Linked DNA regions of Homo sapiens: all the other regions are linked to region 3. Evidence: chromatin contacts called from ENCODE Hi-C or POLR2A ChIA-PET data. All regions are on one chromosome and are shown on one strand. Each heading gives the region's core, a stretch centred on a gene start or an enhancer-like site at or near the end of the contact. The rest is flanking DNA. Distances are from core to core; before and after follow the strand shown.

The links. A loop is a pair of places that touch in the nucleus more often than their neighbours do. ChIA-PET counts read pairs that join two places held with the same protein, here RNA polymerase II (POLR2A). Pooled maps may share reads with other maps.
Region 1: a map with no recorded cell type shows a loop between it and region 3 (4-fold over the local background). The contact joins the promoter of PDPK1 here to the promoter of GFER in region 3. A Hi-C loop is called at or near these places in 2 of 37 single-sample maps with no recorded cell type and 7 of 50 pooled maps. POLR2A ChIA-PET finds 5 or more read pairs at or near these places in 3 of 52 experiments (B cell, naive thymus-derived CD4-positive, alpha-beta T cell and naive thymus-derived CD8-positive, alpha-beta T cell).
Region 2: a loop to region 3 is called in a pooled map, with 4 times the contacts of the local background. The contact joins the promoter of UNKL here to the promoter of GFER in region 3. A Hi-C loop is called at or near these places in 1 of 37 single-sample maps with no recorded cell type and 11 of 50 pooled maps. POLR2A ChIA-PET finds 5 or more read pairs at or near these places in 2 of 52 experiments (CD4-positive, alpha-beta T cell and MCF 10A).

Annotation. Positions count from the first base shown.
Region 1 is chr16:2,536,699-2,539,398 of GRCh38, reverse strand. It overlaps PDPK1 (3-phosphoinositide dependent protein kinase 1), which reads right to left and starts at 1,378. Exons shown (of 14, transcript NM_002613.5): 1 at 1,263-1,378. The coding sequence starts at 1,286. RefSeq lists an enhancer at 283-983 and silencers at 1,102-1,231, 1,242-1,451, 1,562-1,871.
Region 2 is chr16:1,413,354-1,416,053 of GRCh38, reverse strand. It overlaps UNKL (unk like zinc finger), which reads left to right and starts at 1,350. Exons shown (of 15, transcript NM_001372107.1): 1 at 1,350-1,439; 2 at 1,999-2,208. The coding sequence starts at 1,363. RefSeq lists enhancers at 151-724, 725-1,299, 1,300-1,874, 1,875-2,449 and silencers at 946-1,015, 1,066-1,185, 1,726-1,775, 2,206-2,355.
Region 3 is chr16:1,982,822-1,985,521 of GRCh38, reverse strand. GFER (growth factor, augmenter of liver regeneration) reads right to left here and starts at 1,329. Exons shown (of 3, transcript NM_005262.3): 1 at 1,046-1,329; 2 at 579-775. The coding sequence starts at 1,303. TBL3 (transducin beta like 3) reads right to left here. Exons shown (of 22, transcript NM_006453.3): 22 at 2,593-2,700. RefSeq lists silencers at 1,038-1,577, 2,598-2,700.

The sequences.
Region 1 (2,700 bases), core at 129-2,628, 550 kb before region 3:
CCTATCAAAAAGCCACATCTGCCGGGCGTGGTGGCTCACGCCTGTAATCCTAGCACTTTGGGAGGACGAGGCGGGCAGATCACTTGAGGTCAGGAGTTCCAGACCAGCCTGGCCAACATGGCGAAACACCTTCTCTACTAAAAATACAAAAATTAGCCGGGCATGGTGGCATACGCCTGTAATCCCAGCTACTCAGGAGGCTGTGGCAGGAGAATCGCTTGAACCCGGGAGATGGAGGTTGCAGTGAGCTGAGATCGCATCACTGCACTCCAGCCTGCGCGTCGAGAGGGAGACTCCATCAAAAAAAAAAAAAAAAAAAAGCCGCATCCTGGAAGACACGGGATCAATTAAATTTCTTGGGTTTTCCTTCATTTAAAATATTTGCCTTTTAAATCAAATGTTAAAGCCATGTAGACGTTCTTCCATCACCCACTGCACATCGCATACAAGGCATAAATTTTTAAACCGTCGTCCCCAGACTGTAGAACTTAGCATATGGAAAACATAAAAACACGAGGGATACTTTTAGCGATAGAGAGAAAATATAGAAACACCAGCGACACTTTTAGCAAAACATTTCACCCAACAAGTGGTTTGTTTTGGTCCTTCCCCTAAAATCCCTCCTACCTGTCAAGCTCACTTTCCCCTCGGTGATCCTGCACATTCGGCCTCCCAGGGGCTTCCCACAACGCTGAGCACAGCCACGGGCAGCAAAAGCACCCAAATGCCCCTTGGCCGGGCCGTGAAAGGCGAGTTTTCCCGACCACTGTCATCAAGAATCTGGAAAAGGGGGCCCAGGAGCATCAGGTGCTTTCAGCAAGAACTTGCACCTTCTGCTTCTCTCGCAGGCGGAGGCGCCAAGGACCCCGTTCCAGGTGGAAGCCCAGGGCGGTTCCTCTACAGACAGAACCGAAAGGTAACCCTGGAGGCTCGGCTCCAGGCTGCGCCAAGCCGAAAACAAACTTTCCAGGCACTTCCACCCCGCTGGGCCGGGTGACACCTCCCGGCCTCCCCCGCCCTCCGCGCGTCTGTCAGCGCCCCCGGCCAGGCCGCCGCCCGCCGCAACCCAGGCCCGGTCTCCCCGCCGCAGCCAAGCAGCGCCCTCGGCCGGCGCCCGCCATCCCCGGCCCGGCCGCCCGGCTGCAGGTAAGGAGGCACCCGGCCCTCGGGACCCCGGGCCGCCCCGCCTCGCCGGACCCGGGCGGCCGCCGGACCCGGCAGGGTAACAAACCGGCGCGTCCAGTCCGCCGCCGCGCGCTCACCAGCTGGCTGGTGGTCCTGGCCATGGGCCCCGCGTCGGCGCGGGCGCCTCCCCCGCAGCGCTGCGCGGCTCGGCGCCTCCTCAGCGTCCTCCTCCCCGAAGCGGAGCCCCAGCAATGGCCGCCCTCATCCTGCGCCCGCCCCGTCGCCCGCCGCCCCCCGCCCCCGGCGCCGCCCCGCCCCCGCGCGGCGCCGGGCAGGACTTCCGTCGCGCCGCAGCCGACGCCCGCGCCCATTGGCCGCGCCCATCGTCGCTCCGCCGCGGCCTTAGTGGGCTCCGCCTCCGCTCCAGCTGCATTTCCGGGTTGGGGCCTGGCGGGCGGGAGAGGCCCGACCCCGCCTGGGGAGGGGGACCTCGCGCGAACCAATCCCAGGGCCTGCGGGGCGGGGCTGGGCGGGGCTGGGCGGGGCAGGGGGCGAGCTGTCATTCCGGCATCCCAGACCGGGAAACTGAGGCTCAGAGGGGACCAGGCTCCGGCCAAGGTCACGCCCGAGGTAGCGGCGGAGCTGTGCTCGAACCCGGAACTCGGATTCCGGAGCCGGCTCTGCGTAAACTCAGAGGCGCAACTTTGCTAGTTTCACAACTAACAAGCGTTCACGGAAGGAAATCTGGGCTATCAAGTCACATTCACGGCCGGGCACGGTGGCTCACTTTGGGAGGCGGAGGTCGAGGCGGGCGGATCACTTGAGGTGAGGAGTTCGAGGCCAGCCTGCCAACATGGAGAAACCCTGTCTCTACTAAAAATATACAATTAGCCGGGCGCCTTGTAGTTGTTAATGTCGATAATGTTTTTTTGTGTTTTTTTGTTTTGGGTTTTTGGTTTTTTTGAGATGGAAATTTGCTCTGTTGCCCAGGCTGGAGTGCAGTGGCTCGATCTCTGCTCACTGCAACCTCCGCCTCCCGGGTTGAAGCGATTCTCCTGCCTCAGCCTCCCGAGTAGCTGGGACTACAGGCATGTGCCACCACACACAGGCAAATGTTTGTATTTTTTTGTAGAGACAGGGTTTCACCATGTTGGCCAGGGGCTGGTCTCCAACTCCAGTGATCTGTCTGTCTCCGCCTCCCAAAGTGCTGGGATTACAGGTGTGAGTCACCACGCCCGGCCAACTTTATTTTTTTTTGAGACAGAGTCTCTGTCGCCCAGGCTGGAGTGCAGTGGCGCGATCTCGGCTCACTGCAAGCTCCGCCTCCCGGGTTCACTCCATTCTCCTGCCTCAGCCTCTCCGAGTAGCTGGGACTACAGGCGCCCGCCACCACGCCCAGCTAATTTTTTTGTATTTTTAGTAGAGACAGGGTTTCACCGTGGTCTCAATCTCCTGACCTCGTGATCCGCCCGCCTCTGCCTCCCAAAGTGCTGGGATTACAAGCGTGAGCCACCGCGCCCGGCCAACTTTATTTTTTTTTATACTGACACATGCCCATGCAGTTCTTGAGTAATG
Region 2 (2,700 bases), core at 101-2,600, 570 kb after region 3:
AAATCTGTAGGAAGTGATTTGCTTTCAACCTAAATGGGCCCATTTTTCTTTTCGTTTTTTTTTTTTTTTTTTTTTTTTTTTTTTGAGACGGAGTCTCGCTCTGTTGCCCAGGCTGGAGTGCAGTGGCGCGATCTCGGCTCACTGCAAGCTCCGCCTCCTGGGTTCAAGTGATTCTCCTGCCTTAGCCTCCTGAGTAGCTGGGACTACAGGTGCCCACCACCACGCCCGGGTAATTTTTTTTTTTTTTTTTGTATTTTTAGTAGAGACGGGGTTTCACCGTGTTAGCCAGGATGGTCTCGATCTTCTGACCTCGTGATCCGCCCACCTCGGCCTCTCAAAGTGCAGGGATTATAGGCGTGAGCCACCGCGCCCGGCCAATGGGCACATTTTTCATATCACTAAAAATTTCTTTTTTATTTTTTGAGACAGGGTGTTACTCTGTCACCCAGGCTGGAGTGCAGTGGCGCAATCTCGGCTCACTACTAAACCTCCGCCTCCCGGGTTCACGCCATTCTCCTGCCTCAGCCTCCGGAGTAGCAGGAATTACAGGCGCAAGCCACCACACCCCACTAATATTTTTGTATGTTTAGTAGAGACGGGGTTTCACTGTTGGCCAAGCTGTTGTCAAACTCCCGAACTCAGCTGATCCGCCGGCCTCGGCCTCCCAAAGTGCTGGGATTACAGGCGTGAGACACCGCGCCCGGCCTCCTACCACTAAAAATTCTTCGGAAGCACTGTTTCAAATCACGCAGAGCACTTAGAGTTTTCCCTTTTCTCAGCTACTGCGCTGTTGGGGGAAGGGGGACCTCAAGTGTTTGCAAAATAACTGTGATAATTACCTTTGTAGATAAATCTCTGAGTATAAGTTTTTGAGGTCAAGGTTCGAAATGGAACAAATTCCTTTCTACAAAGGCCAGGACCCCTTGGCCCTTCCGCCCGGTGCCTGGCTCCCCCTGACATCAGCCTCTTGGTTCGTTTGTGGAAGAGCAGCTCTATTGAGATACAACTCTTGTGATTAATTCATGTAAAATACACGGTTATGTCGGGTCATGTCACAGCAGGGGCGACCATCGCGGGTCCCACGCGCGGCCCCGGGCAGGACCAGCGTCCCGGGCCGGGGGCTGCAGGGCAGGGCAGGGCAGGGCAGGGCAGGGCAGGGCAGGGCAGGGCAGGGCGGGGCGCGGGGCTGGGGCGGGGTCTGCGGGCCGGGGGCGGGGCTGCGGGGGGCGCGGGGCTGGGGCGGGGCCGGGGTCTGCGGGCTGGGGGCGGGGCCGCGGGGGGCGTGGCCGCGGGGGCGCGCGGGGATATCCGGGGGCGGGGGCGCCGGCGCGGCGCATGCGCGCTGCATTGTTTTGACTGAAAATGCCGTCGGTTTCGAAAGCGGCGGCAGCGGCGCTGAGCGGGTCCCCCCCGCAGACTGAGAAGCCGACCCACTACAGGTCAGCGCCCGTCCGGCCTGCGGCCCCCCGCCCGCGCCCGGTGCAGCTCGGAGCCTCCCGCCGGGGCTCGCGCCGCCTCCGCCGCCCCCGCGCCCCCCGGCCTCCGCGCAGCGCCTGGGCTGGGGGGGCCACGACCCTCTGCTCTCGGCGGCCTCCGCCTGAGGTCGGAGCGCGGCGCCCATGGTCTGGGATGGCACCTGGTTCCGGGGTCCACGCGCCTCTGGGGAGGGAGGAACGCCCCGGGGTTGGGGGTTGCGCCTGGGCTCGGGGACCGGGACCCTCTGCTCCGGCTGCCGACCGTGAGGTCACAGCGGGTCGCCCAGGGTCCGGGGTGGCGCTTGGGCTTGGGGACCAGGGTCAGCGCCTGGGCTACGAGGTCGGGTGAGGGTCGCGTCTGGAGTCGGGATGGGGGTGGGCGCAGCGCCTGGGGCCCGCCGGGAATGTGAGTACGGGTCGACCCTGGGTTGAGGCTCCTGAGGCCGGTGGGTCCCGCCGCCCACGAGTCCGAGTCCCTGGAGGTGCTGCCGGAAGCGAGCCGCGGCGCTGTCTGTGTTTGTAGGTACCTGAAGGAGTTCAGGACGGAGCAGTGCCCCCTGTTTTCACAGCACAAGTGCGCGCAGCACCGGCCGTTCACCTGCTTCCACTGGCACTTCCTCAACCAGCGGCGCCGCAGGCCCCTCCGCAGGCGCGACGGCACCTTCAACTACAGCCCCGACGTGTACTGCTCCAAGTACAACGAAGCCACCGGCGTGTGCCCCGACGGCGACGAGTAAGCGGCCGCGAGGGGGCGCCGCTGCCTGGGCGGAGGTGGGGGGCCTCCACCCGGGGATGCGGCCGGGACCCTCAGCGGACGCCTTAGTGTCCATACCTGGCCCCTGCAGAGGGAGTCGTAATTATACGCTGAAATTTTCTAGTGACCAGGGATGCTGGGGCGGCATTTCCTATTCTCAGGCCAGTTCCCGAGGGATTATGTGTGTTTTAGGGGTAACCCTTGTGTGACTCAAACCAATTTTGCTTCACCTCCCACTTTTTTTTGTTTGTTTTTTGAGACGGAGTTTCACTCTTGTTGCTCTGGCTGGAGTGCAATGGCATGATCTCGGCTCACTGCAGCCTCTACCTCCCAGGTTCAAGTGATTCTCCTGCCTCAGCCTCCGGAGTAGCTGGGATTACAGGCATGTGCCACCATGCCCAGCTAATTTTTTATTTTTAGTAGAGACAGGGTTTCTCCATGTTGGTTAGGCTTGTCTCGAACTCCCAACCT
Region 3 (2,700 bases), core at 80-2,579:
GTGGGGCTGGGCACAGCCTTGTAACTGAAAACTGGACTTGTTTCTTAGCATCTGAGGGCAGGCCCTGGTGCGTCAGTTCAGCAAGAGACTTCATTCTAACTGACCAGCCTTATAGCAACAATGGCGGCTCTACCCTATACATCTGGCCTAGAAACACCTGCAAGGGCCAGTGCTGGCTCTTGGATCCCTCAGTGAGGAAGAGATGGCTCTTGGGAGCAAAAGCAGTGGATTTCCAAGATTTTAAAACCAGAAGTCCTACTCTAGAAGTCAGGCAAAGTGGAGTCTTCCCTAACTTGCGGGAAACCGCCTTCAGTGCCAGACAAGGCAGGGAATCCCTTCCTGGAAGCCCTGTGGCTGTGGCAGGAGCAGTACCCAGCAGCAGATCCCGACAGCTTGGCTTCTGAGACGAGAGGAGGAGGCTCAGATAGCCCCAGTCCTCACCTGTTGGAGGTCCCTGCTCCTCAGCAAACTTCTGCCACCTCTGCATCCGTTTCTCTACGTTCCCCGCTATAACGTCAGCCAGGAGCCCCAGGCCCAGGCTCCAGTGCAAAGCTCTGCTGCGTGCAAACACATCTTACCTTTTTCTTAGGTCTTCAGCACACTCCTCACAGGGGTAAAACTTAGAAAATAAATGTATGAACTGGGCCATGTCTTGCTGCTGTTCTGGGGTGGGCAGGTCGGGGTAGTAGGCGGCCAGGGTGTGGAGGACAGCCCAGCTGTGGCGGCCCAGTTCCTCGCGATCCGGCGGGCAGTCCTCCCTAAACTTGGTGTCCCGCTGCGGAAGCAGGCCGACCGAGAGTGAGTTCATTCTCCGAACAAAGGCGCCCAAAGCTCCCCACTGTACGGCCCAGCCGGTGGCCCACTGGACTCCGGCCAAAGTCCTGCAGACGATCCAACCCACGCGCGGATGAAGGCTGTAAGGCCGGGCCTACCCGGGGGGCAAGGTTCAGGGACAGGCAACCCTGGGAAGCTCTGCCGGGGTACCTGGGCGGGGGCGGGGACAGGGGCTGCGCGGGGCTGGGAGAAATCGGGCAGGGAACTGCACCTTCTGCTGCGTCCGCATCCACGTCTTGAAGTCGACGCAGGCCCGGCACGGCCGCCTCCGGGAGGCGTCCTCGGCGACAGGAGAATCGGAGGTCGGCGCCTGGGCTGGCGTCGAGGCCGAGGCGGCCGCGTCTCTCCGCCCCGCGCCCCGGCCCCGCGCGTCGGTCGCCAGGTCGTCCATCATCTCGGAGCGCGCGCCCCCCGGCAGGAAGAAGAGGTTCCCGCCGTGGAAGCGGCCCCGCTCGCCGGGCGCCGCCATGTTGCCCGCGCAAGGCCTGCCGGGTCAGCTCGGCCTCCAGATGAGCCTCCAGGTCAGCCTCCAGGCCAGCGCGCGGCCACAGGAGCCGGAGGCGCGCGCCGTGCTCGCGGGGGCCGGGCCCGAGCCGGGGCTGGGGGCAGAGTCGGGGGCGGTGCCTGCTTGCGGGCCCGTGTGGAGGCGGAGCCAGAGGCCGCGGCGCTGGCCGGGCCCGAGGACAGGGGCGGGGACGGAGCAGGAGGGTCGGACCCTGCTGGCGCCCTCAGGCGTCGATCCGCGGCGCACGCAGGGGTTGCGCCGTCCGTGGCGGCCGTCCCGCTTTCTCCAGTAAAAGAGCAGTGTGTGGCGCAAGGTGCGCCTCGGCCGCGCTGTGGACCCGAGCTGACACCCAGGCAAAGTCCGTGTTGCGGCCCGCGACGTCCCCATCGCTCCGTTCTGAGTGTCCTGCGTGCCTGCGGCCAGGCTTTGTGCCCTCCGCTGAGGGGCGCGTCCACCCGCTGGCTGCCAAGCGCTCTCTCAACGCGGGCCGGGCGTGACCGCACAGATTGCGGCGCGCGCTAGGGTCCTGGGCTCTTGTCCCCTCCCTGGCGCCATGGCAACGGGCGTCTGGCAACGCAGGGCGCGGCGCGGCCGCAGAGGGTTGGCGCGTGCCTTGGGCTCCCTGGCGCCCCTCGCCGGCTGTCGCGGATCCTAGAGCCTGGGATGAGGGGTCGGGCTCCCGGTTGGAGCGGCCTCTGGGATTCCTGTGCCTCCTTGCGTTCATTTATCCATTCCGCTATTATTTGCGCAGTGACCGCTCTGTTCCAAGCGCTGTTCCAAGTGCTGGGCAGAGCAGGGAACACAATTCTGTTCCCTGACCTTCTCTGTTCATAATCCAGTGGTCAAGACAGGAAAAAAAAACAAGGACTCACACTCATAAATGTTCACGTACAAACTGGTGGGTCCATGCAAGGGTGTAGTAAATCTGGAAGGCCTCCTTGAGGAGGTGACCCTTTCTGAAGGATGAGGAATCAGCTGAGGAGCGCCTTCGAGACCAAGCCCAAGGTGGCAGGGTCTTGGCATTTTGCAGGAACAAAAACGCCAGTGGGACGCTAGGGAGGGTTGTAAGGTGGGAGGGGAGATCCAGGGACGGACAGGGGCCCACCAAAGACTTGGTCGGCAGCTTCGGGGATTGGGAATTTATTATAACGGTAGGAGGGAAGATGCTAGACAGTTTTGGGCAAGGTTACCCAATCTGATCCCATTTCAGTTTGCTGCAGATTCCGCTGGCTATCATATGGGGAGTGGATTTCTTTTTTTTTTTTGAGACAGGGTCTTGTTCCGTTACCCAGGGTGGAGTGCAGTGGCGCGATCTTGTTCACTGCAGCCGCGACTGCTTAGGCTCAAGTGATCTCCCACCT